7 separate regions of the Homo sapiens genome follow, and all the other regions are linked to region 7. The links are chromatin loops, found by intact Hi-C in ENCODE. Cell type or tissue: OCI-LY7. All regions are shown on one strand. Each heading gives the region's core, and the rest is flanking DNA. Links, peaks and the distances in the headings are about the cores only.

Region 1 (4,457 bases), core at 232-4,231, 260 kb after region 7:
ATACCAAAAACTTTACAGCACACATAAGCCTGTGTGTGTGTGTGTGTGTGTGTGTGTGTGTGTGTTTCTTTGAGACAGGATCTCACTCTGTCACCCAGGCTGGAGTGCAGTGGCGCAGCCTTGGCTCACTGCAACCTCCGCCTCTTGGGTTCAAGCTATTCTCCTGCCTCAGCCTCCTGCAAACCTGGGATTACAGGTGCCCATCACCACACCCTGCTAATTTTTGTATTTTGGTAGAGATGGGGTTTTGCCAAGATGTCCAGCTTCCATCCTTCCCATTCCACACTGAGTTAGCAATGATGTTTGGCAGCTTATATGACATCCAGGCACTGGGGGCCCCTGGACTTTAATAATCTGTTCAGGCTAAATACACATTGTCCCACTCAGTTTGGCTCCTGGAACATAAACCAAAGCTTTTTCAGGTACAAAAGATCCATTTTATTCACCCACACAGTAGTTTTATTTTTAAATTTATTTTGTTTTTGAGAAATAGAGATGGGGTCTCATTATGTTGCCCATGCTGGTCTCAAACTCCTGGGCTCAAATGATCCTTGACAGGGTCTTGAACTTCTGGGCTCAAATGATCCTCAATGGGGTCTTGAACTCCTGCCCTCAAGTGATCCATCCACCTCAGCCTCCCAAAGTGCTGGGATTACAGGGGTGAGACACCACTCCCAGCCTGTGTTCTTTAAAGTTCCACCTGAGTCTCTTCCCTTATTCTTGATTAGAGACGAAGTAGGTCTGTCCTTTCATCTCTTCCTGGGGGAGGTATCTAATTCTGTGCCTTCAGTTTCCATCTTAAAAAGTTATAGTGTAATCAAAATCATTCCCATCTTTCCATTTTTTCAACTCACACATCCTGTCTTCAAGCCTTCTCACGTCTTCATGTCAGCATCTTTTAAACCTGATCATGTTCCCACCTTGCCATTGCCCCAAACAACAAACTTCAGATTCCAATTATCTCTCACTGAGATCTGAGGTCACCTCTGGCTGGGCTTCTTGTCTCTCATCTTGGCTCCCTCTAATCCCTGTTGCAGCCAGATTGATTTTTAAAACAGAGGTCAGCAATTTCTGAAAAGGGCCAGATCATAGTTATTTTAGACTTTGCAGGCCCCATGTTCTCTGTTGTAACTATTCAAATCTACAAGTTGTAGCACTAAATCAGCCATAGACAATATGTAAATAAATGGGCACAGATGGGACTCAATAAAACTGGTTACAAAACAGGCAGCAGACCAGATTTGGTTCTGGAGGCCATAGTTTGCACATCTCTGTTGTAATATAAATCTGGTCATATTCTTATTGCCTTTAAGATAAATGACTTATTATTGAAAACAGCTTATAAGCCCAGCCAGACCTCTTAGCATCTACCTCCATCACAAACTCAGCTCTAGCTCTACTGGAAGATTTGCATTACTGCCTTGTATTTTGACCCACAGCTAAGTAGGCCTGCTTGAGACCGACATTCTAAATAATACAAGTTTGACCAGGCGTGGTGGCTCACACTTGTAATCCCAGCACTTTGGAAAGGCAAGGCGGGTGGATCATCTGAGGTCAGGAGTTTGAGACCAGCCTGGCCAACATGGTGAAACCCCACCTCTACTAAAAAAAAAATTAAAAATTAACCAAGAATGGTGGCGCGTGCCTGTAATCCCAGCTACTCAGGACGCTGAGGGAGGAGAGTCGCTTGAACCCAGGAGGCAGAGGTTGCAGTGAGCCGAGATCATGCCACCACACTCTAGCCTGGGTGACAGAGTAAGACTCTGTCTCAAAAAAATTAAAAAAAAAAAAAAAGGACAGGTTTAAGAGGCATAAAGTGAGGTAGGTCGAATTATAGCTCTATCCTTAGTAAAACTGCGGTCTTAGGCAAGCCTCAGTTTCTTTATTTGTGAAAGTAAATAATTACATTGTCTGGAGATAATATTATCTGCCTCTTACATAATTCATTTGCTTAAACATAAGTGGCATAGTGGAATAAAAACACTCATAAACTGTAAAGTGTTGTATAAATATCCTTCTTGCCTAAGTAGGCTTGGCCAGTCCTCACCTCTCCCTTGTCCCTGTTCATGCTGTCTCAGCTGGTGCTCTCTCTGTTCTTTCTCTCCACGGCTATCTGCTTTTTGGCAGTACAGAACAGCTGCAGCCAGCTCAGCGGCGCCCCCAGAGGGTTCAGTCCTCCTATGCCCTCCTTCAACTGACCTACTTGTTCCTTTTTCAGAGCAGGCCCCTCCCATTTTCCTACTCAGCCTCAAATCTGGTGATGGGAGTCCCGACCCCAGCTCTAGCCCCATTTCTGGAGCAATTTCTCATTCTCATGAGGACTAACTGGAAATTATTTTCTCTCTCTCTCTCTCTCTCTCTCTCTCTCTCTCTCTCTCTCTCTGTGTGTGTGTGTGTGTGTGGTGTGTGTGTATGTGTTGACAGAGGTGGTGATAGACAAAGAAAAAATTAGGTTACACACTATTTCTGGCTCTCCCTGGTTCCCTCACTGTCTCAGGGAAGGAAGAGCACATTTTCCAATAGAGGAATTATGGAATGAGCAGATGTAGTAAGTAAAAACAAGTCACATCGATGCATAATTTATAGATCATATATTCCCTCTGTGAGCCTGGGGATTATTTCCACCTATTTGCAGCGCCAGAATGAGGTCCATACTTAAACATCAAATACGACCTTATATTCTTTTATTTGCTTTTTTTAAAAGCTGTTTTATACCTTCTAACTTTGGGTCTTTAAAAAATTCTCTGACTCATTCAAGCTGCTTAATGCACCGTACTGAAATTTCCGACAGGCATCAAAAGCACAGGGAACTAATCTTCCACATCCTTTAAAGAAACAGCAGCTCTCACATCTGGGCACGGGGATCAACTACGCAGGAGGACACTATAAAAGAAAATGCCAAGGCACAAGGCACAGATGTTTTTTCTTTGCTGCCTGGAACTAGATGAAGTTACTTTTTAATGACAGAGAACTAGAAAATGCACTTTTAAAATACTTTATACAAGATTCACTTTTTGGGTTACAAAATTACTAAAAGTATGACAGGTGTTTACATAAATAACATTTATCTACTGTGAGAGGTACTTCTTACAAAGCATCCTTTGTTTACATGTAAATTTCACATTGTAACATTTTCACAGAGGAGGAAGTTCTGTAGGGGTTTCTGTAATTGATTTTCATTTCAAACTTGATTAGAAATTCACTCAATTGTCCTAATTATTCTTTTTTCATGTTTGAAAAACTTTCTATATTCCTTTATGTGAATTAATTGGCTATAGGAAAGCTTCTAGACCCTGCATTATGCCAAATAATATATATATCCTAAATATTATGTTAAATACTAAATTGTAAAACATGTGGCTACCCAATCTATTATTAGAATTCCTGAGCAACTTGAAAAAAAAGCTATGATCCTTTTAAGTTTCTGAATGGATATAGAGGCTTCATTATTAAGCAGATATAAAAAACATGCACGTATCTGACAAAGCCAAAAATGTATAAGGCAAACATTTATGGAATTAAAGGAAGAAATAGATAGTTCTACAATGATTATTGAATACTTCTATACCCTACTTTCTGTAATGGACAGAACAACTAGACAGAACAGAAATAAGGAAATTGAGGACCTGAACAACACTATAAACTATACCTAAAATATATATATAAAATATTTCAACCCAGACCAGCAGAAAACATATTTGTCTCAAGTGCACATGGGACATTCTCCAGGATAGACCATATGTTAGAACACAAAACAAGTCTCAACAAATTTCACAAGTTTGCAATTACCATGAGTAATCAATAACAGAGGAAAACTGGAAAATTCACAGATTTGAGGAAAGTAAATAAAATACTCTTAGCACAACTCAACCCATAACAAGAAGGATTGTTGTTTTTTTTCCCTCAATTCCAGTTAGAAAGCAAACTGGAGAATAACTCTTATGGCCCAATTGTAGATCAGGTGATGCCCTTGGGCCAGTCAGCTGTGGCCAAGGTAGTGGATCTGCAAGAAGATGGTGAGTCCTGTTATAACAACACCATGGAGTCTGGATGATTTCCCACAGCAAGTAGGGGATCTGCACAGACAATATCCTAGACCCACACACTGATAGTGGTTTGTATAAAGTCAAAAGAATTCAGAGGAAGTGAATATTTGAGACACATGTGGAGAAAAGGGAGGCTGGTGAGATAAGAGAAGGTGTCATCTGTTGCTCCGCTGGGCTAGGGGAAGATTTGAGCTGGACTGCCTGGGAAGTGTGAGTCTCCGCACCTGCCAGTGAACCTGAGAGTGGGTGTATCCAAATGTGTTATTAGAAAGACATGGCCTGAGCTAAACATTGACAGTTGAAGTACAGAGGAAAATGAGTTGAGGAACCTAGGGAAAATATGAGAAGCAAAGAGGCACAGCTTAGATAAACACTAGAGTTGGGACTGTTGCCTGGGAAAATATATGTCCA
Region 2 (4,457 bases), core at 327-4,326, 170 kb after region 7:
AAAACAAAACAAAAAGTAGTCACAGTACTGCCACTTGCTCATGTGGCTCTGCATTGTGCCCTAAGAGGTGTTGTACCCAGGTCCCCATGGGAATGGTTTGCAGTTAGGCTGACACAATCACCAATTCAGAGGTCCAAACAATTACCAGCAGCACTGAACTTGAAACACAATGTAAACATTGACTTACAGACAATATTTAAACCTGCATTTCTTTCCAGACTTCACCTTAACAAAATATGTTCTCTTCAGCCAGACACTGTCATTCACAGAAACGAAAAACTCCTTTGAGACACACTCTGTCCTCCCACATGTTCATGTAAGGAGGAGTTTCTCAGCCCCAGCGCCATGACTATTTTGGGCTAGATAATTCTTTGTGGTAGGGAGCTGGTCTGCATGGAAGGGTGTTTAGTAGCAGCCTTGAACTTTATTCACTGGATGCCAGTAGCAATCATCGAAATGGTTCCAGACAGTACCAGATGTCCCCCTGAGTGGGGCAGGGGGAAGGCAGAATCACTCCTGGTTGAGAATCAGAGGTGTGCACCCTCATCTGCCTGCTCTTGGTCTACATACAGTATGTCCCAGTTAAGTACTAGGTATTATTTATGTAAGAGTGATTTATTTTAAGCAATAATACCCTTTCAGAAATTGCTAACAACTTTGTAACTATATGACAACTTGGTGATCAAAAGTCTACCTTAAAAAAAAGTTGAGGCCGGGCACATTGGCCCACACACTTTGGGAGGTTGAGGTGGGAGGATTGCTTGAGCCAAGGAGTTTGAGACCAGCTTGGGCAACAAAACAAGACTCCATCTCTACAAAAATAAAAATGAAAAAATTAGTTGGGTATAGTGGTGCATGCCTGTCATCCCAGATACTCGGAAGGCTGAGGTGGCAGGGTCACTTGAGCCCAGAAGATTGGCTGTAATGAGCCATGATTGTACCACTGCACTCCAGCCTGGGTGACAGAACCAGATCCCATTTCATTAAAAAAAAAAAAAAAAAAAAAAAAGTTGTTCACTGTCTTCCTCTTGGGGGGCCTAGTCCCTTCCCTTTCTTGGCCCAGCCTTAGCCCTACTCCAGGTTCAGTCGGCAGTTCAGGGGTGCTTGGCTAGTGGGTGGTTGTAGGTGTGGAAGCCTGTGAGGGAGTCGGTGGAGAAAGAAGGGGGCAAAGTCCTGGCCTCTGGCAAAGTCCATATTTGCTTCATTCTCTGTAGAATTCAGTTAATTATCAGTATAATTACCATGATAATCAAGGCCTTCAAAAACTTCAGTTAATCCTTAGAAACTATCCCATCTGTTTACTCCAGTATGCTAGGCAAAGTCTATCATTTTTAACGTGTGCCATGGCAAGAAAAAGTTTTGGGAATCATTGAAGTACCTATTCAGAAGGACTTCCTTAGCTCTCAGAGAGCTAGGTGCAGTGCGAGTTTAAAATGCAGGCTCCTGGCTGGGTGTGGTGGCTCATGCCTGTAATCCTAGCACTTTGGGAGTCCGAGGCCGGTGGATCACCTGAGCTCAGGAGTTCGAGACCAGCCTGACCAACATGGCAAAACCCGGTCTCTACTAAAAAAAAAAAAAATACAAAAATTAGCCGGGCATGGTGGCGGGTGCCTGTAATCCCAGCTACTTAGGAAGCTGAGGCAGCATAATTGCTTGAACCTGGGAAGGCAGAGGTTGCAGTGGGCCGGGATGGCACCATTGTACTCCAGCCTGGGAGACAAGAGCAAAACTCCATCTTAAAAAATAAAATAAAATAAAATAAAATGCAGGCTCCTGGCTCTCATGCCAGACCAATTGCATCAAAGTCTCATAGTTTGGAGACCTGGAAATCTGCATCTTAAAAATTATTACATTATAGTTTTTTAATATTATGAAAAAAGTATTCCTACTTTTCCTTCGCAGTCTAGAGCTCAAAACTGAAAACACGGGAGAGTAACAAGCAAAAAGACTTTTCCTTAGGGGTTTCTCTACATCCAGTTTCTAATGGGTTACTTGCTCACAAGCAGCAGCAGAATTACTGTCTATTTCCTCCCCAGTCCGCTGGAGGGCTTCGTTATTTTCCTGTTAAAATCCAAAAAGATGGGGACTCTTATCCAGAAATGACATTTTGATTATTTGACTGAATTTCCCCCCAAAATCAATACCCTGGGCTGTATACATCTGCAGCCTTTTAATCTTTTTTTTTCTGAAAATCAATATGCTGGGCTCAACTAGTTAAAAAATGAGAACTGAAACAAACAGCTGGATTCATTTAAGACATTTCCTTTTCATTTCAACCTGAAATAAACTTTTCAGCAGATTGTCTTTGTGGCAGTTGGAGGCCAACATAAATTTCAACAGTGGGTTGCTTGCCTTTAAGAAACCAAGACTTCCTGGTGCTCCTGCCAACAAAGCCTTCCTCGGGAGTTGGCAGGCGCTCTGCAAAGCACCAGGCTCTGTCAGTGTGCACAGAAGGGGGACGCCTGCTTTCGGAGAAGATGTGACCAATTCAGATATAGCCTGGCAGGAGGACTCTGAGGACATGGCTCACAAGTTGTTACCTGATATCATATCCTGCTACTCAGCATGGCCCCCTGCCCAATTCCTCATTGTTCCTCTCTATTGTATACCTCCTACTTGGGCAATAGCAGAGAACTAATTTTTTAAAGGGAAAAAAAAAAAAAGGTGAGAACATGCTGTGAAAATCTCTATTGACTGTGCAAAAGCAGTGTTTGTCCTCGTTTCTCAAACCTCAGCTTTTGTTCAGGTTTATAATTTTCTCAGTGGGAACAAAGCTGCCTAGATTGCCAAAGGATTTTTGCCCTGAATCCAATGCAGGTATGCCCGTGACTCTATCTATGGATACCACCCAACAAAGTGAGATAAAAAAACACAGACGAGCAGGGTGATCATTGTGCTTGTTAACTTATTCAACAAATATGTATACTGGATATCGGTTGTGGGTCAGACTCTGTGTTGGATGCTGGAGACACAATGGAAAACAAAAGAGACGGGATCTCCACCCTCACTGGGCTCATTGATGTTAATCAGACAATTGCTCAAATAGACACAAAAGCCCCTGTGAGAGGGGCCATGAAGAAGGGGTGCAAGAGATTGTGGGAACTGTCTTCAGGGATTTGGCCTGGCCGGGAGGTCAGGAAAGGCCTCCCGAGAAAATGAGGACTGATTGAGAGCTGCAGGGTAGGAAAAGGAGAAAGGAATAGGGGGGTAGTAGCATTTGTTTGACAGAGAAAAGTGAGTGTTTCCCTGTGGTGGGGATTGCATGATGGCATGCCACCTTTGAGGAACAAGGTGTAAGTGGTTGGGATACAGAGAGCCAATGAGGCTGTGACCAGAAACGAGACTAGAGTCAGACCCAAGGGCCAGACCATGCAGGTCCTGGTTTAGCGTTAGGTCTTTGTCCTATGAGCAGTGAGCATATATATCATCAATAGGTTTTTGCAGCAGTGTGGTAGGACCAAATTTGTTTTAGATCTTAGAGGAGAGGCCAAATTTACCTCTACCCTCTTAGAGTTTTTCAGCTGAGCCTGCAAATTAAACTGACATAAGACCGATACACAGAAAAGCATACACGTTTATTTAATATAAGTTTTATGTGATATGGGAGTGCTTCATAGGGAAATGAAAACCCAACGTGGCACAACCTAAATGCTTTTATACTAGCTTGAATAAAGTGGCAATTGTGGAACAATAACTAAACTATGTGGAAAGGCTAAAGGAAGATATGAATGAGTTTAACAAGGTCTGTTTTACAAAATTTCCTCACTTTCAACTTCCTGTCCTTGGTAAGAATGTTATTTTCCTCCTGGTAAAAGAATTGCACATATGGGGGTTTTGGCTCTTGCTTTTGGGAAGAAAAATGTAGGGTCAGAGCATTTGTACCTGCTGCTTTTATTTTTATGTGCCTTTAGCTCAAAATATTCCTTATGCCAAAGTGGCATACTTCGAGGTGGCATATTCTGCCACCCTTCAATCATTCTCTGCTTATGAGCTGAAACCTGGGCTCCATGACTTCCTGGCATGCCATTCGATGCACATTTGAAAGCAGAAGGTATCCGTGTGAGGTAAATCGAATATGTCACCCAAAAATATGCTTCTTTGGGATAAAAAATTTTAAGCTAAAGAAGCAGCAACTGGAGGAAAAGCACTCTATATACGCCCCCTTTTTTGTCTAAAGACAGGATATAAATTATTTTTTACTGGAGACAACTGTAGACCCTTAGGAGCTCAGAGACAGCACCAGAGGAATCAGTAAACCAACCTTATTGCATTAGTTTTCTCCATCTGTTTACCGTCCTACAGTTTCCCACCTTGGAAGACTAAATCTACTTTCCTTCATCCTGTTATTTTTCTACAAATGTATTTTCTTTATTGAAGATGATATATAAGTGGAATTTGAAACCATTTTGAGTTACTTTTCACTGAGGTGTCTCTTGAATAATGTGTTATGATGCACG
Region 3 (4,457 bases), core at 293-4,292, 310 kb before region 7:
AAATGAGTAGTTAGTGAAAACGTTTACTTTAAAGGAGGGACCATATTAACACAGTGTAGTTAGAAATGAATTAAATGACCCATTTTTAAAGAGAAAAGACTAGACTACTTGTGTCACATAAAATTTATACATATGACTCATTTAATTATTTTCAAACTAGTTGCAAATAGATCCCATGAAACTCAAACAGCATTATTTACTTTTAAACCTGGTTGCTGACAGACATTCAAAGCATTAGCAAAAATGCCAGTGTACCCAGTTGTTCACCGCAGACAAGGAGGATTTCCTTTGAAATTTAAAAGAACTTTTTCATTTTTTAAGGAAAATAACTAGATATGTCAAGTTAACTAGGCAAAATGGAACAGAGATATTCTGAAATGCTGAGCTCTTCTGTTTCAGATGTAAGCAGTCACTCTCCTGGGTGCCTTGTTAGCAAAATTTTTAAAGAACTATCCTGACAACTTGTCAGCAATTGAAAGAAACCTTGTTGGTCACAATTTCTGTTATTTTTATCTGAATTCCCCACCAAATAATTTTTCCATATGACAGTCACAAATTCTTTAACGATGGAATGTCGATGATTTGATGTCACTTGCTATACAGGTAGCACTTGACCTTGTGGCACAAGACTGGGCCCATGTGGTGGTCCCTGAGACCTTCTCCATGCTGGGCCTCAGAGGCTATCAGTGTAGGAATTCCTGAGGCACTGGCAGCTACTTCATCTAGCATGTCTTTATACATTTATGTCTTTTAAAAATTTTCAAAGTTAAAATTTAGAAAACACTATACGGCCGGGCTCAGTGGCTCATACCTGTAATCCCAGCACTTTGGGAAGCTGAGGCAGGTGGATCACTTGAGGTCAGGAGTTCAAGATGAGCCTGACCAACACGGTGAAACCCCGTCTCTCTAAAAATACAAAATTAGCCGGGCACGTGGTGGCAGGCGCCTGTAATCCCAGCTACTTGGGAGGCTGAGGCAGGAGAATCACTTGAACCTGGGAGGCAGAGGCTGCAGTGAGCTGAGATCGAGCCATTGCACTCCAGCCTGGGCAACAAGAGCGAAACTTCATCTCGAAAAAATAAAAAAAATAAAATAGAAAACACTATGAAATCAATATGATGGATTCATTTGTTTTTATCTGTGCTTACTTCCAATGTTGCATGCAAAAAAAAGTCGCTTTGTGCAGACACAGAAAAGAGATCTGAAGAATTCAAAGGCTTCTCAAATCAATATTCAAGTGATGTTACTGCCCAAGGTAACAAAAGATAACAGTGACACATTTGAGAACACAATATGGGTTACTTCTCCATTTCACCATGGTGTACGCACAAGATAAAGCCAAAAGCAACACACCATGTTCTCACTCTCTATTCACAAAACAATTACCTTTTCTTGAGAATTTCATTAATTATAGATCATTAATGAATACATTTGTTCATAAAGATTATCTTTGGTGATGTAAAAAAATTCAAGTCAATAATTAAAATAATCAAGAAGCTACATTTTAAATTTTACTTGGACCAAACCAAAAATAAATTTCAAATCATCATAGCTTTTCTACTTTGAGGATTCAATTAGATAAGGTGATTATGAGGACAGTCAAAAAGGCCAGTAAATTACTTACTTGCATTAAAATAACTTACATTGAAATATTCTGCTTTGAACAACAATCAAAGGTTAGAGACCACTATGCATATTTGAAAACATAAATGACCAGCAGAGAACATAGAACAACTAATTTTAAATACTTGATTTCTGAAACAGAAAATACAACAGATACCCTCTAGGTTAAGTAAATGTTTAAAACCACATACTGTGCTAATTTACCATACCTTTCCTTCAATGAGCTGCAAATGTGGGGCTTTAGTTGGGCTTCTCACTTCCCTCCTGCCGTCCCCATCTTGTACCACGGCAATGCTGACAAGTCCAGGTCCATAGGCTGAAATCTCCCCAGCAGCGCCAGGAAAATCCTTCATAAGACTTTGGTCCATGACACCAATCGGAGCTAGTAAAGAGTGACAATTTTGGATTATTTTAGGACATATGAATCATAAACTTTATGGAAAATTTCCCCCTTACAGGAGATAAACAGGCAGCATATAAATAGTGAACAGGAACAGAGACATTGCTTGAGCTCTGAAAATACCCACCATATAAAATAAACTAATTTTTAAACGTTTACCAAATTCTGAAAGTATTCTGAATTTTAATGCACTGAGCTACACCAGGGTCTCAAACCACAGGTATTGGAAGGATAAACTCAGATCATGGAACTGGCCAGTAGGAGGAGCTCTAAGACCAGCTGAAACACCAGAGTTAAGGCAAACAGAATTACAAGGTAAGCAGTATTTTAACTCTTTGGTCTCCTACGATTTATTTCTGAATCTATCTATTGCAACAAATGATTATGCAATTATTAAGATGATTTGCTCCAATAAGTTTTAAGAATTGCTCCATAAAGGAACCTTTAATTTGAATACCCTTCAAAAGAAAAAATAGTAAATAAAAGACAGTAAAGGTAAATTTTAGGGATTTTAACTTCTATATTTATGTTTAATATTTTTTATTTTTTAATCCCCTTCCTCAATGCCTTAACACGAACTATGGTAAATCTATACATAGACACCTCCCTCATCCCAGAAAACCTGGCCCTCATGTGCTCTCTTCTTCTCTCCTACAGATAGGCAGAAATGTACATTGTATTGAAAATTCTGTCATAGTGCAGATCAAACCAAGACTACCTCAAACATCAGCAAGGCAAAGTGAGTAGTAGGTGGCAGGACCTCTGTCCATCTGTAGCTCCTCCCCAAACAACAGAACTACCACAAGGTCATTTCACTTTACATAAAAAGTACTCTACGGACACCATGAAGTTTACTCTGGTTCCATGTCCTAAGGGAAGCCTGGTCAACACAAACACCTTTAGACTGCAAGCTCTTGGAGGGCAGGATTGTGTGTGAACTACCATACTGAACTTGAGAGGCCTCAAGCACTTTGAATACATGTATCCCAAGCTACCTCTCAATCCACAGCCTTCACCTGCCCTGTCCAAAACTTAATTCTTTTCCAGTCTTGCCCTTTTCACAAAACGCTCTTCTCATATTTGCTCCCATTTGCTTGAACTGGGAACGTGAACATCTTCCAAGACTCTTCACCCCTCAACACCAGCAAGTCCAACAAGGTCCTTGTATATATTTCTAAATGTGGCCAGTTCTTTCCATTTCTAATTCTACTACCTCACCTTGTGGAGATTTTCCCAGCCCTTAAATACTCACACTTTGAATGCCCATATCAAATCATAGTCAACATTAGAATAAATTTGCATTTTACATTAAGTATAGTTATTTTCCAGCGGTTTTTGTTGTTGTTGTTGTTGTTGTTTGTTTTTGAGACACAGTCTCGCTCTGTCACCCAGGCTGGAGTGCAGTGGTGCAATCTTGGCTCACTGCAACCTCCATTTCCTAGGTTCAAGCGATTCTCCTGCCTCAGCCTCCTGAGTAGCTGGGATTACAGGCACGCGCCACCACGCCTGGCTAATTCTTTGTATTTTTAGTAGAGATGGGGTTTCACCATGTTGGTCAGGCTGGTCTCAAACTCCTGACCTTGTGATCTGCCCTCCTTGGCCTCCTAAAGTGCTGTGGTTAGAGGTGTGAGCCACCGTGCCCAGCCTCCAGCAGTTTTTTTTAATAAAGAAACTTCTAACAAGATCTAAATAAGTTTCCCTTGGAAAGTATATGGCTATGATTAATTCTTTTGCTTACAATTATGATTTCTACACACCTATTATACATACTCAGAAATTTTGCAAAATGAAAAAAATCTGACCTAGAAATGGCTTCAAATGTAATGATATTAAAATTTGAATATCAAATTAAAAGTTATTAAAGTTGACAAAATGCTGACTTTGCATACTTTTAAACACTTATTAATTTCAGCATGCAGTTTCTTGTATTTTGAAGCCGATACATTTATTCAGGTCTTAAACATCTGAGAAGCTTGTAGGCCCTGGCAGAGCCCAAGATACCAAATGGCTAATTGGCCTACTCCCACTAAAGGGAAGACCACCATCGCTTTCACCTGGACCATTCCTAACCAGCCTGCCTGCTTCCTTGCTCAATCTAATTGTTCTCTTGCATCAAATGATTTTTTTTTTAAAAGATAACGCTGTGCTCTTGCGGGCACATAAACCCACATAAACCCTTCAATGGTTTCCTAGAGCATATGGAATAAATAAAAACCACATTCTTCACCATGGCCTCCAAGGCCCTGCATGATCTGACCCAGGCTTACCTCTCCCGCCACTTCCTAAGCTCTGACTGCACTTGCCTTCTCTCTGTTCCAGGAATGTATCCAGCTCTCCCTCACCTTATAGCTTCATCGTTGCCGCCTCTGCTACCTGGAATGCTTTATTATTAAATATCTCTTGTCCTTTCCTTGGCTGCCTCCTTCTCATCCTT
Region 4 (4,457 bases), core at 126-4,125, 330 kb after region 7:
GGGTGAGGTGACACCCTGCCCTGCTTTGGCTCACCCTCCGTGGGCTTTACTCACTGTCCAACCAGTCTCAATGAGAGGAACCAGGTACCTCAGTTGGAAATGCAGAAATCACCAGTCTTTTGCATTGATCATGCTGGGAGCTGCAGACCAGAGCTGTTCTATTTAGGGACATGGATGAAGCTGGAAACCATCATTCTGAGCAGACTATCACAAGGATAGAAAACCAAACACCACGTGTTCTCACTCATAGGTGGGAATTGAACAATGAGAACACTTGCACACAGGGCAGGGAACATCACACACCGGGGCCTGTCGTGGGGTGGGGGACAGGGGGAGGGATAGCATTAAGAGAAATACCTAATGTAAATGACGAGTTAATGGGTGCAGCAAACCAACATGGCACATGTATACCTATGAAACAAACCTGCACGTTGTGCACATGTACCCTAGAACTTAAAGTATAAAAAAAAAAAGTAGCATTCCAAATGTAACTCAGGTTCTACCCTTAGAGGCTCTCACATGAGATTTTGATTCATAGCTGAGTCATGTATAGAGAAAGGCAGGGTTTGGGGTGTCCCCTTTTGCTAATGGAGGTCACGGCCGAGGTGGCACGTTTGTGCTGGCAGCCATGGCAGGGGCTTTCTGATTCAACAGCTCTTGGAAATTCAGTCTGATTCTGCAATAACCCCAACAATTGAAAAATGAGCTGCACATATCCCTTAAACAGTCCCTGTCTTACACCAGTGGAGTGGATGATTCTGTTGCCTGACACACACACAAAAAAAACCCTGTCTAATAGTGAAGTGTAGTGTGTCATAGAGCTGAAATGAACAGTAACAGGAAAAGAATATGCCCCCTTTTGAAATATACATTTAAGAATGCTTAGAACACTTACTCTGAGTCAGACACTGTATGCACTGCTCAGAGTACAGCCCCCAAGGAACTACCTGTGTGAATTTCTAAATGTGGGTGTGGGCAGTGGGTGGGCCTGGGGGTTAGGAATGGTTCACAGATAAAAACAACCAAATATTAAACGTGATTGTAAGCACAACATATAAAGCTTACCACTCTTGGAAGCCTGCCACCTTTTGAAATCAGACAAATCAGGAAAAAAGAAGGAAACAGAGGAAAGCAGGAAGGGAAATAAGAAAAGGGAAAAAAAGAAAGAGGAAAGGTATCTAACACTTTATAAATACTTGATCTGCATGTTGTGCAAACATTGTCTTATTTGAAATGCCATCATGATATACCAAATAGGTCAGGAATATTTGTTCCATTTTAGAGGTAAGAAAATCAAGCCTCAGTCTGGGATTTAAACTCAAGTCCATCTATGCCTAGAACCCACACTGTTTTTAATGTAGTCTAGTGTGATGGGGGTGGCGAGAGACTTAGTAAAAATTCTAATTTTCTTTGCAAAGTTGTTAGTTGGATACCTATCAAAAGACTTTACTGTAGAATGAGATTTAGAATTGTGAGCATCTTTTCCCTTGAACTTTAACCAGAGCTTATTGACTTTTTCCTTCTACATAAATTCAAATCTTTATACTTTGGATGTTTAAACTGGGCAAATTTCAAATGAGGATATGCATGTTTCTGTACATTTCTTCCTGTTCCTGAAAATTTTGTTGATTTGTCCTGATGATGTCTATAAGTAACTCTGTGAGATAGAGAACCGTAAAGCTAGGAAGAACAAGCCTGCCAGAATAAACTGTGCATTAAAAACACATAATTTCCTTATAGATTTAAACTAAGCAAACATGTAAATGAATAACCTTTTTAAGGACAAGCTACATCACCAATAGAGTTTACTTAATTTATTTTGACAACTGCCTCTAATTACTTAACATAACACATTATATGGGTAATAAAAACAGTTAATAATGTAAAACCTCATTGCTGTTTCAGGTCGAGTGAGAGATGTGTGCATATATTCTCCAGGCATTTGTGGAGTGGATCATGTTGCTCTCTCTCTCTCTTTCTCTCTCTGTGTGTGTGTGTGTGTGTGTGTGTGTGTGTGTGTGTCTGTGTGTCTGTTGGGACAATTTCTTCAGATAAATTTTTGGATTCACAGATGTGAAGAGATTAAATTCCATATGGAATGTGAAAAAATAATTCGTAACTATTGCCAATTCTCAGCTCTGAAAAAAAACAATGGCTAAACTTTATCTTAGGTTACATTATATACTATATACTATAGCTAATTTACATGCCTGGCCTTTGTGGGGCATCCTCTTATACGTTAATCTAGCGCCCTCTTGTGTAATAGGTTTTAATAACAAAGTTTGAGAGTGTTTATATATCATGTTTTGATTTCTAATTTCTAAAAGAATATACTCGTTGGATAGTGTTATTCTTTTATTTTCTTTGTATTTTTTGTATTTCCAAATTGCACATAATAAAAAAATATATAAATGAACAAGACTGAATTTTCAAGTCTTATGTCATGCCCATGACTGTCAGTAAACAAAAACCACTTTTCTGAATCAGGACATTTCTTAAGAAAATCAAATTTACTCCCAGGAGGCAAAGGAAAAATAATATTGTAAAACAGTGCAATTCATTTGGATCAATTCTTAGAATTTTAGAGCAAGAAGAAAATGCAGCGATCCAGTGAGGGCTAGGAAGTGGCTGGCACTTGCTTTTCATCTGTGTCATGCTGCTGTCACTGCCCGGGCTGGCACAAGGCTAAAGGGTATTGCTAGTATTTTACACAGAGAACAGTTTTCTGATCATTTTTCTTTTTTCAGGAACTCTCACGTGAAAATCAACGTGTAAGCAGGGAGAGGCAGTGCTGCTCTGATCCAAGGCAGCGAAGGTGAAGCCCTGTCTACTGTCCCTTCCTGGGAGGCAACTGAGGGTTGTGTAGTTTGTGAATCCTTAGGCTTCTTGGGGCCATGGTTTGACAGCACAATTATAAACTTTGCTCTTTTGCGCTGTTATGAATTGAATTGTGTCTTACAAAACTTGTATGTTGAAGTCCTAACCCCTCTAGTACCTCAGAACATGAGCTTGTTTGGAGACAGGGCCTTAACAAAGGAAATCAAGTTAAAAGGAAGTCAGTAGGATGGGCTGTAATATAACTAGTGTCCTTACAAAAAAAAGGAAATTGGTGTAGATAAAGGCAGAGGTTTGGGTGATGTCTCTACAAGCCAAGAAACACCACAGATTGCCAGCAAACCACCAGAAGCTAGGAGAGAGGCACGCAACACGCTCTCTCTCACAGCCCTCAGAAGGAACTCACCCTGCTGACATCTTGGTCTTGAACGTCTAGCCTCCATAACTGTGAGAGAATAAATATCTGTTGTTTTAAGCCACCCAGTTAGTGGAACTTTACTATGGCAGCCCTAGAAAATGAATCCACATTTGCACTCAATGGCATCGTGGGTTGTTCCTGCTGGCTGAAGTAGTACAGCCAGCACAGATTGTAGGTTTAGGCTGCGTAATTTAAAATCCCCGGAGAAAGGATAACTTTGTAGTATAATGTAATAAATAATCTATTGTAAAAAATAATTATCTCAGTGAAAAAAAATGTGCTTTCTTTTTTTTTTTTTTTTTTTTTGAGACGGAGTCTCGCTCTGTCGCCCAGGCTGGAGTGCAGTGGCGGGATCTCGGCTCACTGCAAGCTCCGCCTCCCGGCTTCACGCCATTCTCCTGCCTCAGCCTCCCAAGTAGCTGGGACTACAGGCGCCCGCCACTACGCCCGGCTAATTTTTTGTATTTTTAGTAGAGACGGGGTTTCACCGTTTTAGCCGGGATGGTCTCGATCTCCTGACCTCGTGATCCGCCCGCCTCGGCCTCCCAAAGTGCTGGGATTACAGGCGTGAGCCACCGCGCCTGGCCAAAAATGTGCTTTCTAATTGACCAGCAGCCGTCTAAATGTTTATTTTTGTGCAGAATTATTATTTTTATTTATTTATTTTTATTTTTTGAGACGGAGTCTCACTCTGTCACCCAGGCTGGAGGGCAGTGGCATGATCTCAGCTCACTGCAAACTCTGCCTCCCTGGGTTCAAAGGATTCTCCTGACTCAGCCTCCTGAGTAGCTGAGATTATAGGTGTGCATTACCACACATGGCTAATTTTGGTATTTTTTGTAGAGTTGGGTTTTCACCATGTTGGCCAGGCTGGGTCTTGAACTCCTGACCTCAAGTAATCTGCCTGCCTCAGCCTCCCAAAGTGCTGGGATAACAGCATGAGCCACTGCACCTAGCCCATTCTTTGTTTTCTACTTGGTTTATTTTTATATAATTTTTAGAACTTCTATATACATTGCCAGTGTCATGCCTAATTATTTTAAAGTAACTGCTGGCCATCAAGGCATTTTACTATATCAGTTGCATCACTTAAAGATAAGAGTATTTTCATATTTAGCCAAAATAACATTTTCTCACTTTAAACACATTATTTTAAAATAGTCATCTTATCTAATAACCAGCCCACATCTAAATTTCCCTAAAT
Region 5 (4,457 bases), core at 320-4,319, 180 kb after region 7:
TAAAGCCATGAGAATTCTCATTTGGTAACTGTAATGACATAATAACTGGCAGTGATGGGAAATGTTAGGTAATTGTAGATTTAAATGAATCCTTGGTCAAATCTGTGTAGCCAAAGTGAAGAAGAAAAACTGTAACACTGGATTTCAACACTTTTTTCCTATATAATCGTTTCTCAATATTGCTAATAAATGTCTCACATTTTGGTTCCATCCATATTATTAATCTGGAGGCAATTCAAGCTAAGGGAAGTTTCTGCTTAGGTTCTGCTCTCCAGCTTCCTCCAGCCCAGCCTCCGTTCTTGTTGCTTGAGTAATTGTTACTATCCTATTGTTCCACTTAAAATCATTTGGAACTCTCAGTGTGACACACAGGTTTCTCACTTGGGGACCAGCCTCTGCCCCTGGCTAAGCCCCTCTGGAGCTCCTGCCCACCCTTGCTGAATGACCTCCAGCTTCTGGCCCTCCAGCAGTTTGCTGCCTGGAGCTGGGAATGTCCATTCCCGGTTCCTGGCATACAATTATTCATTTGAGATTCAGCTCCAGTGATGCTTTCTGGTAATTTTTTTCAGAGGAGCGATCATATTTTTTCTATATCCCTTCTCCCCCATGGACCTCTGCCCAAAGCACATTGAAATCCTTAGATAATTACTTGTTTATTTGCCAATCTCCCCCTTCTAGTCTATAAAATCCTAAAAGACAGAGGAGATCTGAGACCATGCGTATGTCACATTGTTTTTTCTGTATCATCACTACTTAGTTTGTGCTGGATACATACTGGGCACCTAATAAACATTTGATGAGTCATTAAGTAATGAATTGGAGCAGAACTTTGAGATAAAAAGTATCATCTTGGTTCCCAAATAAGCCATCCTTCAGTGTCTGTGCAAATGCCACCCTATGTAAAATGACATCCCTCCTCTTGCCCACTGGCACTTCCATAACCTGCTTTGTTTTCCTCAATAACATGTTATATATTTTTATATATATTTTTGATTGTCTCTGTGTCCCTGAACTCCCTATGAGAATGCAAGCGCTATAAGATTTAAAAACAACAGTGAAAGGACTGCTTGTTAATTTCTATTCCTAGCCCTGAGAACAGTTCCTGGCAGTCAGAACATTTTTATTGAATGAAATTCATACAGTGATTCTCAGCCATTCATATCCTAAGAAAAGAGAATTAGAGTTACATAGGGGTAAGTTGCCAGATATAGCAAATAAAAAAACTAGATGCCCAATTAAATTGGAATATCAGCTAAACAATGAATAATTTTTTAGTATAAGTATGTTCCATTGAATATTTAGGATATTTACACTAAAAATTATTTTCTGTTTATCTAAAATTCAAATTTAGTTGTATGCCTTGCAGTTTATCTGGCAATCCTAATTAGGGGGACCTTTTCTTTTTCTTTTTCTTTTTCTTTTTTTTTTTTTTTTTGAGAAGGAGTTTTGCTTTTATTGCCCAGGCTGGAGTGGAATGGCACGATCCCGGCTCACTGCAGCCTCCACCTCCCGGGCAATTCTCCTGCCTCAGCCTCCTGAGTAGCTGAGATTACAGGTGCCCACCACCACACCCAGCTAATTTTTGTATTTTTAGTAGAGATGGGGTTTCACCGTGTTGGCCAGGCTAGTCTTGAACTCCTAACCTCAGATGATCCACACACCTCAGCCTCCCAAAATGCTGGGATTACAGGTGTGAGCCACCGTGCCCAGTCTAGGGGGACCTTTTCAAATGTCACGTAATTCCTTTCCTCAGAGATTCTGAAAATTTTTCAATTAACAATCATTCTATATTTTCCCATTGTTGTCAATGAGATTGTTTCATATCCTTCAAATGTATTAGGGTGAAAAAATGATTAATCACCCTTACTTGAGCCAATGTTTTTACTTTATAAATAAGGAAAACATAGGACCAAGACAAAGATGATAGGACAAATCTGGTATAGTTTAGTGAACTTCCTAATACGCATCACTGTGTTTTCTGTGCCTTTTGCTCTGGGTGGTCAAACTGCAGAGTAAAAATTGACCTAATTTCACTGGACAAAGAAAATCAATGACATAAAGAAGTATAGAGTAGAGGAAATGCTAAACTGTTTGATGTTGATTCTAAAAGTGATGGCATCTAGAAAGGGCAAGGCTGCAGGTGAGTCCAGGTGTCGGGGAGGGCTGCGAACATGGAACCGGCTGGATACAGGCAAGTGATGGGGGCCACATCTGCCTGATGATACAGTATGCGCTTCTCACAGAGGAGAGAGGCGCCTGGCCTGGACCTCCCTGGGGGGAGCAGAAGCTGTGAGAGTGTAGTAGTGAGTGCTATACACAGCGTGTGTGTTTGTCGGGTAAAGGGATTATGGACAGAGTTAAAAACAGATGAAACACAGTAAAAAATTATTTCCAGGCTGCAGTAGCCAGAGCTAGTTCTAGAAGTTAGAAGTCTGGTGGGCTCAGATGGTTTTTTCAGCTTTGAGTCTCACAAGGCCTAAATTAAGGAGTCAGACAGATGGGGCTCTTATTTGAGCTCTGAGGGAGAACCCACTTTCAGGCTCATTCAGGTTGTTGACTGAATTTGCTTCCATGCATGAGTGGAACTGAGGTTCCTGTGTCCTTGCTGGCTGTCTGGGTGAAGGGTGTTGTTTCCAGCATCTGCAGGTGGACTGCATCCTTTGGCTGACCCTCCCCTTTCTCCTTCTTCAAAGCCAGCCACGGTGGGCTGAGTCCTTGCCGTGCTTTCAATCTCCGACTTCCACTTCTGCCTTCTCTCTCCTGCCTCTCCTTCTGCTGAGTGATTGGTGTGTCCCTACCGCTCTAATCCAGGATAATCTCTTTCTTTTAGGAAACATAACCTTAATTCCCCCTGCCATGTCTATTTTGCCAGGTAATATAACCTGTTCAAAGCATGGTATCAGGAGTGAAGATCACGGGGGCCCCAGTCCTGTTACCACAGCGGCCTCTGGCCTTAGAAAATGAGAGTATATAGGTATGCATTTGTATAAAGGAACACTTGAGTGATATGAAATAGATATATGTGTGTGTGTGTGTGTGTGTGTGTGTATGGTTAGCTGTAGTTGGTGATTAGTATGAGGAAAAGGTTATGAATTGTGACTTCTCAGAGTAAAGCATTTTATAGCATTATGATTTTTGAATCAAGTGAATGTATTATCTGGTTTAAAAAATAAATACCCTCAAAAAATTAAAAACAGAATTACTTTATTGTGATGGTTAATTTTATGTGTCAATTTGTGCAGCAGGGTGCCTAGATTGAATATTATTTCTGGCTAAGCCTGTGAGGCTGTTTCCGGATAAGATTGGCATTGGAGTTGGTGGACTCCGTAAAGTAGATTGTCCTTCTCAGTGTGGGTGGCCATCATTCTAACCAGTGAGGGCCTGAATAGAACAAAAAGATGGAAAAGGAGAAATGTGTCCTTTCTTGTCCCCCGTGCCTGCCTGCTTGAGCTGGAACATTGGTCTTCTCCTGCCCTTGAACTGGGATTTGTACCCTCGGCTTCCCTGGTTTTCAGGCCTTTGGATTCAGACTAGAATCACATCACCGGCTTTGCTGGGTCTCCAGCTTGCGGATGGTGGGATTTCTCAGTCTCCATAATCATGCAAACTGATTTTGTATTATCTATTCGTCTTTTGTCTTTTCTTTTTTCTTTTTTTTTTTTTTTGAGACAGGGTTTCACTCTGTCACCCAGGCTGGAGTGCAGTGGCACCATCTCAGCTCACTGCAGCCTCTGCCCCCCAGGTTCAAGTGATTCTCGTGCCTCAGCCTCCCAAGAAACTGGGATTACAGGCATGCACCACCATGCCTGGCTAACTTATTTTGGTAGACATGGGGTTTCACTATGTTGGTCAGGCTGGTCTTGAACTCCCTTAAGTGATCCACCTATCTCAACCTCCCAAAGTGCTGGGATTACAGGAGTGAGCCACCGCACCTGGCCTACCTATCTCCTATCTATCTATCTATCTAATCTATCTATCTATCTATCTATCTATCTATCTATCTATCTATCTATCAATCATCTATCCATTATCTATCATCTACCTATCCATTATCTATCTATTATCTGTCTATCAATCATCTCTTTCCCTCCTTCCTATGGGTTCTATTTCTGTTGAGAATGAATACACATATGATCCAGCAATTCCACTTTAGGGTATATTTACAAAAGAATTGAAAGCATGGTCTTGAAGAGATATTTTCTATACCGATGTTCATAGCAGAGTTATTCACAATAGCCAAGAGCTGGAAGCAACCCTAATGTCTATTGATGGATGCATGGATAAGCAAAATGTGGTGTATACACACAATGGAGTATTAGCATTGAAAAGGAAGGAAATTCTGACATATGTTTCTGACATATGGTGGAAACTTGAGGACATTATGTTAAGTGAAACAAGCCAGTCACAGAAAGACAAATACTATACGATTCCACTTATATGAGAGCTCTAGAGTAGTC
Region 6 (4,457 bases), core at 176-4,175, 320 kb after region 7:
TCCTGAGTGCTGGGATTACAGGCGTGTGCCACCATGCCTGGCTAATTTTTGTATTTTCAGTAGAGACAGGGTTTCACCATGTTGGTCAGGCTGGTCTCTGACTCCTGACCTCATGATCTGCCCACCTCAGCCTCCCAAAGTGCTGGGATTACAGATGTGAGCCACTGTGCCCACCCTGTTCTTTTTGTTTAGTATTGCTTTGGCTATTCAGATTCTTTTGTGGTTCCATATGAATTTTAGGATGATTTTTTTTCTTATTCTGTGAAGAATGACACTGGTAGTTCGATAGAAATTGCATTGAATCTATAGATTACTTTGGGCAGTATGGTCATTTTAACACTATTGACTCTTCCAATCCTTGAGGATGGGATGTTTTTCCATTTCTTTGTGTCCACCTTAATTTCATTGTTGACCCAACAATCATTCAGGAGCAGATTACTTAATTTCATGTATTTGTATACTTTCAAGAGTTCCTCTTGGTGTTGGTTTTCTAGTTTTGTTCCACTGTGGTCCAAGAAGATACCTGATATGGCTTCTATTTTTAAAAATATGTTGAGACTTGCATGTGGCCTAGAATATGGTCAATTTTTGAGAATGTTTCATATGCAGAAGAGAAGAATGCATATTCTGTGGTTGTAGGGTAGAAAGTCCTGTAAATGTCTGTTAGGTCCATTTGGTCTAGCATGTGATTTAAGTTCAGAATTTCTTTGTTGATTTTCTACCTTGATGATCTGTCTAGTGCTGTCAGTGGGGTATTGAAGTTCTCCATTATTACTGTATTGGTGTCTATTTTCTTTCTCAGGTCTAGTAGTATTTAAGAATCTGGGTGCTCTGGTGTTGCTATTGGGTGCATATATATTTAGAATTATTATCTCTTCTTGTTGAATTGATCCCTTTATCATTATATAATATGCTTCTTTGTGTTTTTTTTAACTGCTTTTGATTTAAAGTCTGTTTTGTCTGATTTAAGTATAGCTATCCCTGCTCACTTTTAGTTTCCATTTGTGTGAAGTATTTTTTCCACTCCTTTACTTTGAGTTTGTAAATATCTTTACCAGTTAGGTAGGTTTCTTGTATGCAGCATATCGTTGGATTTTGTTTTTAATCTGTTCCATCAGCCTATTTTTTTTTAATTAGAGCATTTATTTCATTTACGTTTAAGTCCATTTACATTTGAAATGTGAGGTTTTGTTCTTGTCATAATGTTAATTATTACCTAGTTGCTTTAAATTCTCAATTGTGTAATTGCTTTATGAGATACATGAGTTGTATACTTTCGTGTTTTTAGGAAGGTATCACCCTTTAATTTCCATGTTTAGAACTCCTTTGAGCATTTTTTGTAAGACCAGTTTAGAGGTGATGAATTCCCTGTGTTTGTCTGGGAAAGACTTTATTTCTCCTTCACTTATGAAGCTTAGTTTAGCAGGACATAAAATTCTTGGCTGGCATAACTTTTATTTAAGAAGAATGAAATTAAGACCCCAGCCTCTAATGGTTTGTAAGGTTTCAGCTGAGAAGTCTGCTGTTAATCTGCTGAGATTTCCTTTATAGGTAATTGTACTCTTCTCTCTTGCCACTTTCAGGATTTTTTCCTTCATGTTGACTTTGGATAGTCTGATACTTTCAGGATTTTTTCCTTCAGGTTGACTTTGGACAGTCCAATGACAATATGTCTTAGTGAGATTCTTCTTGCAATGTATTTTCCAGGAGTTCTCTAAACTTCACGTATCTAAATGTCTAGATCTCCAGCAAGACCAGGGAAGTTTTCCTGAATTATTTCCTCAACTATACTTTTTATACTTTTTACTTTTTCTTCTTCTCCTTCTGGAATACCTATAACTTGCAGGCTTGGTCCCTTTACATAGTTCCATATATCTCAAAGGCTTTGTTCACTATTATTAAGTTATTTTTTCTTTATTTTTGTCTGGCTGGGTTAATTCAAAAGACCTGTCTTCCAGGTCTAAAAGTCTTTTTTCTGCTGGGTAAAGTCTATTGTTGAAACTTTCAACTGCATTTTGTAATTTCTCCAACAAGTACTTTATTTCCAGAAGTTCTGTTTGGTTTTTGTTAATAATATCTATCTCTTATTTCATGTCCTAAATTTTTTTTTCCAATTTCTTTGTATTGGTTTTTACCTTTCTCTTGGATATCATTGAGCTTTTTTAAATTCAATATTTTGAATTCTTCATTTGGTCTTTCAACTATTTCATTTTGATTAGGATCTGTTGCAGGAGAATTATTGTGGTCCTTTGAGAGTATTGTAACACTCTGTTTTTTTTTTTCATACTTTCAGAATTGTTTCTCTGGTTCCTTCTCATCTGAATAAGCATTTTCTCCTTCTTATTTCTGAATTACTTTTGCTTGAATGGGACTTCTCCCCCCTCAAGCTGTCATGTGTGTTTTGTAGCATCCTTTGGGTTTGGTTCTGGGTGCTTTCAGCGGCAAAGGCTCTGTTTAGGTTCCATGGTTGTAGGTAATCTTTGTGTAGTGGATTTCTCAGATGCTGGTTGTAGTAGCAATGTACTGGGTATGTAAGCAGGCTCACTACCTCTTGAGAGGCTGGTATGGTGGAGGTCTCAGGAAGCTTATCTCATTCCCTAGTGCTGTGTGCTTGTGTCAACAGATTTTCTGTTGAGTTGTGCAGTTCATCCTTTAGGCCAGTGGGTGGCACTTATGGATAAGAGCTAATTGTGGCTGACACCGATATAGGCTTGATCTTTGTTTACCCTGAGATGTCTTCTGCTGCCTCATGCAATGGGCAATTTTGTGGAATGTACAGTGGTCTAAGCTCCCTGCTCACTCCCCAGATGGAGGTATCAAGCTGGGCAGGGCCAGACCAGCCAAGCCTGCCTATACATACCCCAATGGCAGGCATAAGTGCTAGGTTAAAAGGGAGTCTGGGAGGCAGCTGCCAACTGCCCATAGATGTGCCTGGGCATGGAGTGAAGAAATCTCCACTTCCCCAAGTTCTCTGCCCAGGAAAGGAGGGACAACCTAGACTCTCAATCTAGAAAAGTGGATGCTCCAAATGCCTGGAGATATGTCCAGGGTGAGCCAAATACCTGGAAATATGTCCCCCAGAGAGGAAAGGAGTACCTGCTGCAGAGTGGAGTAACTGCTGCTACAACAGGATCTTGGCGAGGGAGTGGGGAGTGGGTGTGGGGGTGGGAAGAGGCAGCTCAGGCTCCTATTTCAGGCAAGCAGGTACACTGAGTGACTGGAAATATACCCAGTTGTGAAGTGGAGGGTTTGCTGCTGCACCAAGTTCTTTGCAAGGGAAGGGAGGTGTGGTTCACACTCCAAATCCAGTCAAGCAGTGCTGGGGTCCACATGCCTCCACTGGTTGCTTGAAACTGGTGGGATAAATTCCTTCAACTAAGGGAGGAGCGTGGGGCACCTAGCAATGACACACGCAGATCAGGCCAGGCCACAGAGCTTTTCCTGGCTTCAAATCACACCGCCCAGGAGAAACCACAGCTTCAGCGCTCCCCTCCCACTCTAATCTGGTCACAGGAGACAGCCCAGTTCAGGCACTTACTTTTGGGGTACAGTCCACACTTGCCACTCAATTCTGGCTGTGGGGACACTTACCCCACTCCAGAGCAAGTGCTCCAATCTCTGATCAAAGAAGAAAATGCCTGTGATGGCCTCTGCTGCCAGGTGCCAAATAATAAGTGACTTTGTAAGAGACCGGATTGAAAAATGGCACCCTCCTGTCAGTCCTGGGTCTGGGAAAATGCCTATAGCTTAAAGTGGTGTCTTTCTGTCTCATTGTCTTCTGGCCTCTCTCCAAGTGAGATCCAGGGCTTGGGAAAAATAAGGTGTTCTCCTAAGGCCTTAGTTAGTGCTCTCCTAAGACCTATAGTTGTCTATAGCTTAAAGTGGTGTCTTTCTCTCTCATTGTCTTCTGGCCTCTCCCCAAGTGAGATCCAGGGCTTGGGAAAAATAAGGTGCTCTCCTAAGGCCTTAGTTGGATGCGTCTCTAGTAGAAAAGTGAATCATAGAGGAAGACTCTCTGCCTCTCTCATGGACTTGGACTTCATTCACTTTTGTCAGCCAAATGCCATCATGCAGTCTGCTTGTAAATCTTCTCTTCCCCAAGATCTGAAATGTCCTTCATTTTGAAAGGAAAATACACCCTTTTTCTTATCAATTTGTCAGTGGTACATGTTGCAAATATATTTTCCCTGTTTATAGCTTATCTTTTAATTTTTTATGTTTTTTTGGTTGAGCAAATGTCATTAATTTTGATGAAGACACATGTATAATCTTTTCCTTTATGATATGTGCATTTTACATCTTATTTAGGAGAAACTTTCTTACCCTCAAAGCCACAATGATGTTTTCTTCTAAAATGTTTAAAGTTTTATGTTTAAATGTAGGTCTATGATACACCTAGAGATGATATCTGTGTTGGTGGTGTGAAGTGGGCTCTAATTTCATATTTTTCCACATGG
Region 7 (4,457 bases), core at 300-4,299:
ATGTAAGTTCTCTCTTTTTGCTTAATGGATCATGGCCATCTTCTCATGTCTGTGTGTGTAATTCTAATTAATTTTATTATCTTCATGGTGGTCATATGGTTATTTATCAACCATTTATTTATTGATGAAGGTTGTTTCCAGTTTGTGCAACTTCAGGAAATGCTTTAATAAATATCTTTTCATAGAATTTCGTATACTGATGCTTTTATTTCTTCGTATTTTCCTAGAATTGGAATTGCTGGCTCAAAATGCTTGTATAGCCTAAATTTTAATAGTTGCTACCCAGATTATTTTCCATTGTAGTTGTGGCAGTTCTTATTCTGCAACACCATTATTTCTTCATATATTTTCTCTAACTCCATCTCTTTCCCCCTTGTTCAGGAACTTCAGTTACAGACATATTAGACAACTCGAAGTTGCCCCACAGCTTACTGATATTCTATTCTCTGTTCTTTTTTCTTTATGTTTTCTTTTTCTTAGTGTGTTTTATTTTGGCTTCTATTGCATTGTTTTCAAATTTACCAATATTTTGCTCTGCTGTGTCTCACCTGTTATTTCCATCCAGTTAATTTTTCTCAGACATTGCAGTTTCCATCTGTATATAAATTTGATTTGGATTTGGATTTAATAGTTTCCATGTCTCTACTTGTTGGGGTGATCAGACTCAACACCAGGCCGTGGGGGCTACGAAGTCCGGTGGAGTCAAAGGAATGAGAAAAGACAAGTTAAGAGAGAAAGTAGGACCAGGGGACCAACGCTAGTATGGAGGCTGTGAAGGCCCCGAGCTGTGGGAGCCCACACTATTTATTGGTGATCAGACAAAGAAACAGGTGGTGAGGATGTGGAGGTTGAAAGGAAGTGGTGTATCAAGCGAATGAGTTACAGCTGTGATGGTTTAGCATTTTCTTTGAAACATATGACTACTTGAGATAATGGGAGTGCTAGAAGCAAGGAGCCAGCAAGTCTGGACATATTCCAAAGGCCACGAGGGGTTTTAGACCCTGGACCCCGGACATGTTCCAAGACTCTTTTACATTATGTCAGACATGCAAGCCCTGCCTCAGCTTCTCTCCTAACACTCAGCTTTTCTCCCAACATCTACTTGACATTTTGAACATAGGACATACAGTTACAATAACTATTTTGATGTCCTATCTACTAATTCTAACCTCTATGTCAGTTCTGAGTAACTTTTGATTAATTGATTTATCTTTTCAAAAATGAGGGCCATATTGACCAGTTAGTTTGCACACCTAGTAGTTTTTGATTAGATGCCAGGCATTGTGAAGTTTACCTTGTTGGATGCTGAATTGTTTTGTATTTCTATAAATATCCTTGGGCATTGTTCTGGTACACAATTAAGTTACTTGGAAATAGTTTTTTGTTTGTTTTTTTGTTTGTTTTGGGCCTTGCTTCTAAGATTTCCTAGGTGGTACTAAAAGAGTACCAGTCCAGAGTTAATTATTCCCCACTACTGAGGCAAGACTGTTCTTTTTACCTAATGTCTCATGAATCTTGGGGTTTTCCAGTCTGGCTAATGGAACAGTATTCCTGGGCTCCATCTGGGTTTCTCCTACTTATAGAAGGCCTTGGACACTCAAGGATATAAGCTGGGACAATCAAAGGGCTCACCTTTTCTTGTTAAAGTACTAGACACTCTTCCCTCTAATCCTTTTGAATGTGTTTTTCCCCAGCCTCTGGTAGTTTCCTTGCACACATGCACTGATCAGGACTCAGCAGAATATTCTAGGGGAACCCTTTGAAGAGCTCTGGAATTTTCTTGGTACAAGTCTTACTTCTCAAGTATTCTGTCCCTTTCAGCTCCTTTGCCTCAATCCAGGAAAGGGCTGGACTCTATCTGTTTCATCTCCTTACACAAGACCTTGGGCATTCAAAGATGTAAGCTGGAATAATCAAAGGGCTTACCTTGTTCGTTTCTCATTGCTCAGGGAAGGTTTCTGCTACTTCATCTTGGAAGCAGAAGTTTGAGATATGAAGGGTTTCAGATAAGCTAGTCCTTTTTTATACTCAGGGAAACCACTGGAATGTTCTGTGAAAATCAGCATCATGTCAGCCCAGCAGTTATTCTGTTTATTAGATATCCCTTTCAAATTATTGCTTTTGTGTGCTTTACCACAGGTGTGAAATCACTGGACATTTAACTGTCATATAGCATTTGTTATCATACACATTGTAGATTTTTTCTCTCTTTTAAAGAAAATATCTGAAGCAGGTGTATAAAGTAATCTTCACTGTAAAATAATTAGTGATTGTTTGAACTGGTATTTTTTTTTACAGTTAAAAAGAACTGAAAATACTGTAGTAGCATTTCTTTGTTTCTCTTTATTTTCTTCAGAGACTGCAAATAGGACATTTCAAGAAAAAGGCATCCTGGTAGGAGAGAGCAGAAGTTTTAAACCTCATTTGACCTTCATGAAGTTGTCAAAATCACCGTGGCTCCGTAAGAATGTGAGTGCATGTTCTTATTGCAAGCCTGTTTTACCAGGCCACACCAGCCATAAGCATGGTCTGGAGCACGAGTGACATTGCTGTGGTCTCTGACACTACTCTTGCTTCTGGGTTTCCAAGTCAGGTTGGTTCCAATTCCCAGGGGTGCTGAGGATGCTCCTGGCCTTCCATGGAGGCTATTTCAGCTTTGCCTGCCTTTGCCACGATGGCTGTTCTTGCATAGTCTGGCCATCATTTATTTCTACCACTGTTGCCTCACCTGCTTCATCCCCTGAAGAGCCTCGAGGTGGTGCCAGAGTTCACTTTTGCTGCTATTCTTGCTTGTGGTTATTTGCATCCTGTTGCTCTCAAAGCTTCCTCTGCTGGCCTGTTACGCTGGTGCTGCTCACCGCAACTGGGTAAGCTTTTTTTACCCCTCTTCCTGTCGCTCTTCAAGGTTTCCAAAAGACCATCTTTCAGCAGTTGCCTCAATTAAGGCCTTGGAACCAGGTATACCGGGGACTGGGCATGAGGGTAACTGAGGGACCCCCTTTCCTGGAGGTACTTTAAAGTACTTCTCCCTAAGGATGGTCAACCCAGTGGCACAATCCAAGTGACAAGTCTTTTGACTTCCCCTGTCTCAGGGTGACTTACTGCCTTTATAGGCCACCCCTTCTTCCCGCAGAAGTCGGAGCAACTTTTGACTTCCGTCTAGGTTCATGAGCATTTCTCCTAAAATCCTAAGGCCACCCTTCATTTTGTTTCCTATTTCAGCCTAGGGGGTTCCTCATGCAAATTCAGACATCTGATGGCCTGCTCTCATATACCAGAGTTTTGGAGATGGGCATGCAGATTAATATCCGCTCCCTGCTCTCCATGACCCTTTGCTGCAGTTAAGACTGATTTGCAGCTCTAGAAATGAAGGCCATGTGTAGTAGTAAGTAGAATTTTTTTTTTCTAAATTTGCCACATTTTGTATTTAATGTCTCTGTCCTCAGAAAAGTCTTTTGGGCCCTTTAAATCATGGGTTTGGGTGACTCACCATCCTATAGTTAAGAGTTTTCTACAAACTATTGCTGAAAATCTCAGAAAGATATCTTGCATGGTTTTTTGGATTACATTGCCACAAATTTAGTAATATCCATATTAGGTATCATTCCAGTATCATATTAGGTATGTTAGGTAAAAATAATTGGTGTAAATGATAGATTTTGAAATATGGGATGACAACAATTTACAAAACTTGTAGACTGACAGTTTGATTCTTTACTGGTTATCTTTCTTGTTTTGCTTTCAAATGGATTGTCCTCTTCCAAGTGGTTTCAAACTTAATCACAGAATGACAATCAGTGGTGAAGGTAATATCTCCGTTTCAAAATGTTTCTTTGTCTTTATAATATTAACTTTGAAATGAGAGCACCCAAGGACATTTATTTAAAAAAATGCTTAAACTATATATGTCAACATTTCAAACTGCATTTAAATGATTTATTGGCAGTTAATTTCACAGAATCAATCTTACCCTATAGAAAAGTAATATGAGACTTGGAATGGTTGTGATGTAACTGAGATCACAGTCTTATCAGTTACAGAGCACTGTCTCTGCACCTGAGAAACCCATCCCATCTCATTCTGTCTCACATTCTTCCCTCCCACTGGCCAGCTCCAGTTCACGCAGAGTCATTTCTACGTGTAAGGAGCTCCCTGTTCCAAATCATATTAATTAAGTAAATATGTATTGAGTGCCTACTATGTGCCAGACACTGGGTGCTGGGCACAGAGTGGTGATCAAAATAGAAACAGTCACTGCTTGAATGGTACATAAAATCTAAATCAGATTGCATTTTATTTAGATTAGAATGCTTAATATTTAGAAAACAAATTATGATTGTTTTTTTCTTGTAAATTTGTTTGAGTTCCTTGTAGATTCTGCATATTAGCCCTTTGTCAGATGAGTAGGTTGTGAAAATTTTCTCCTATTTTGTAGGTTGCCTGTTCACTCTGATGGT

What was found. Peaks named below come from ENCODE experiments on the same cell type or tissue, not always from the same donor. Only the 100,000 strongest peaks of a DNase experiment are listed, where the experiment ranks them.
Region 1: it touches region 7 in a loop (5-fold over the local background); 7 of 110 quality-filtered maps call a loop at or near these places.
Region 2: it touches region 7 in a loop (3-fold over the local background); 3 of 110 quality-filtered maps call a loop at or near these places.
Region 3: it touches region 7 in a loop (2.7-fold over the local background); 12 of 110 quality-filtered maps call a loop at or near these places.
Region 4: it touches region 7 in a loop (9-fold over the local background); 73 of 110 quality-filtered maps call a loop at or near these places.
Region 5: it touches region 7 in a loop (6-fold over the local background); 5 of 110 quality-filtered maps call a loop at or near these places.
Region 6: it touches region 7 in a loop (2.4-fold over the local background); 7 of 110 quality-filtered maps call a loop at or near these places.

The regions. Positions count from the first base shown.
Region 1 is chr6:131,457,979-131,462,435 of GRCh38, forward strand. No RefSeq gene overlaps it. Among named protein-coding and RNA genes, the nearest start is that of ARG1, 110 kb to the right of the region's middle. In OCI-LY7, for the core only: CTCF peaks have their summits at 2,176 and 2,382; a DNase peak (open chromatin) is centred at 2,153.
Region 2 is chr6:131,366,250-131,370,706 of GRCh38, forward strand. All of the region lies in intron 3 of LOC105378005 (a long non-coding RNA gene), which reads right to left. Among named protein-coding and RNA genes, the nearest start is that of ARG1, 200 kb to the right of the region's middle. In OCI-LY7, for the core only: CTCF peaks have their summits at 2,012 and 2,215; a DNase peak (open chromatin) is centred at 2,322; H3K4me3 peaks cover 1,687 bases; H3K27ac peaks cover 4,000 bases.
Region 3 is chr6:130,883,264-130,887,720 of GRCh38, forward strand. EPB41L2 (erythrocyte membrane protein band 4.1 like 2) reads right to left here. Exons shown (of 20, transcript NM_001431.4): 12 at 1,833-2,005. Among named protein-coding and RNA genes, the nearest start is that of SMLR1, 58 kb to the left of the region's middle. In OCI-LY7, for the core only: a CTCF peak has its summit at 2,281 (motif pointing right); a DNase peak (open chromatin) is centred at 2,288.
Region 4 is chr6:131,532,093-131,536,549 of GRCh38, forward strand. No RefSeq gene overlaps it. Among named protein-coding and RNA genes, the nearest start is that of ARG1, 39 kb to the right of the region's middle. In OCI-LY7, for the core only: CTCF peaks have their summits at 2,240 (motif pointing left) and 2,444; a DNase peak (open chromatin) is centred at 2,239.
Region 5 is chr6:131,375,073-131,379,529 of GRCh38, forward strand. All of the region lies in intron 3 of LOC105378005 (a long non-coding RNA gene), which reads right to left. Among named protein-coding and RNA genes, the nearest start is that of ARG1, 200 kb to the right of the region's middle. In OCI-LY7, for the core only: no CTCF peak of the experiment used is centred there; DNase peaks (open chromatin) are centred at 2,559 and 2,909; H3K4me3 peaks cover 1,678 bases; H3K27ac peaks cover 2,782 bases.
Region 6 is chr6:131,517,104-131,521,560 of GRCh38, forward strand. No RefSeq gene overlaps it. Among named protein-coding and RNA genes, the nearest start is that of ARG1, 54 kb to the right of the region's middle. In OCI-LY7, for the core only: CTCF peaks have their summits at 2,656 (motif pointing right) and 2,856; a DNase peak (open chromatin) is centred at 2,668.
Region 7 is chr6:131,197,105-131,201,561 of GRCh38, forward strand. It overlaps AKAP7 (A-kinase anchoring protein 7), which reads left to right. Exons shown (of 8, transcript NM_016377.4): 6 at 2,357-2,469. Among named protein-coding and RNA genes, the nearest start is that of AKAP7, 64 kb to the left of the region's middle. RefSeq lists enhancers at 2,836-2,885, 2,936-3,035. In OCI-LY7, for the core only: CTCF peaks have their summits at 2,746 (motif pointing right) and 2,950; DNase peaks (open chromatin) are centred at 847 and 2,807; H3K4me3 peaks cover 1,471 bases; H3K27ac peaks cover 2,624 bases.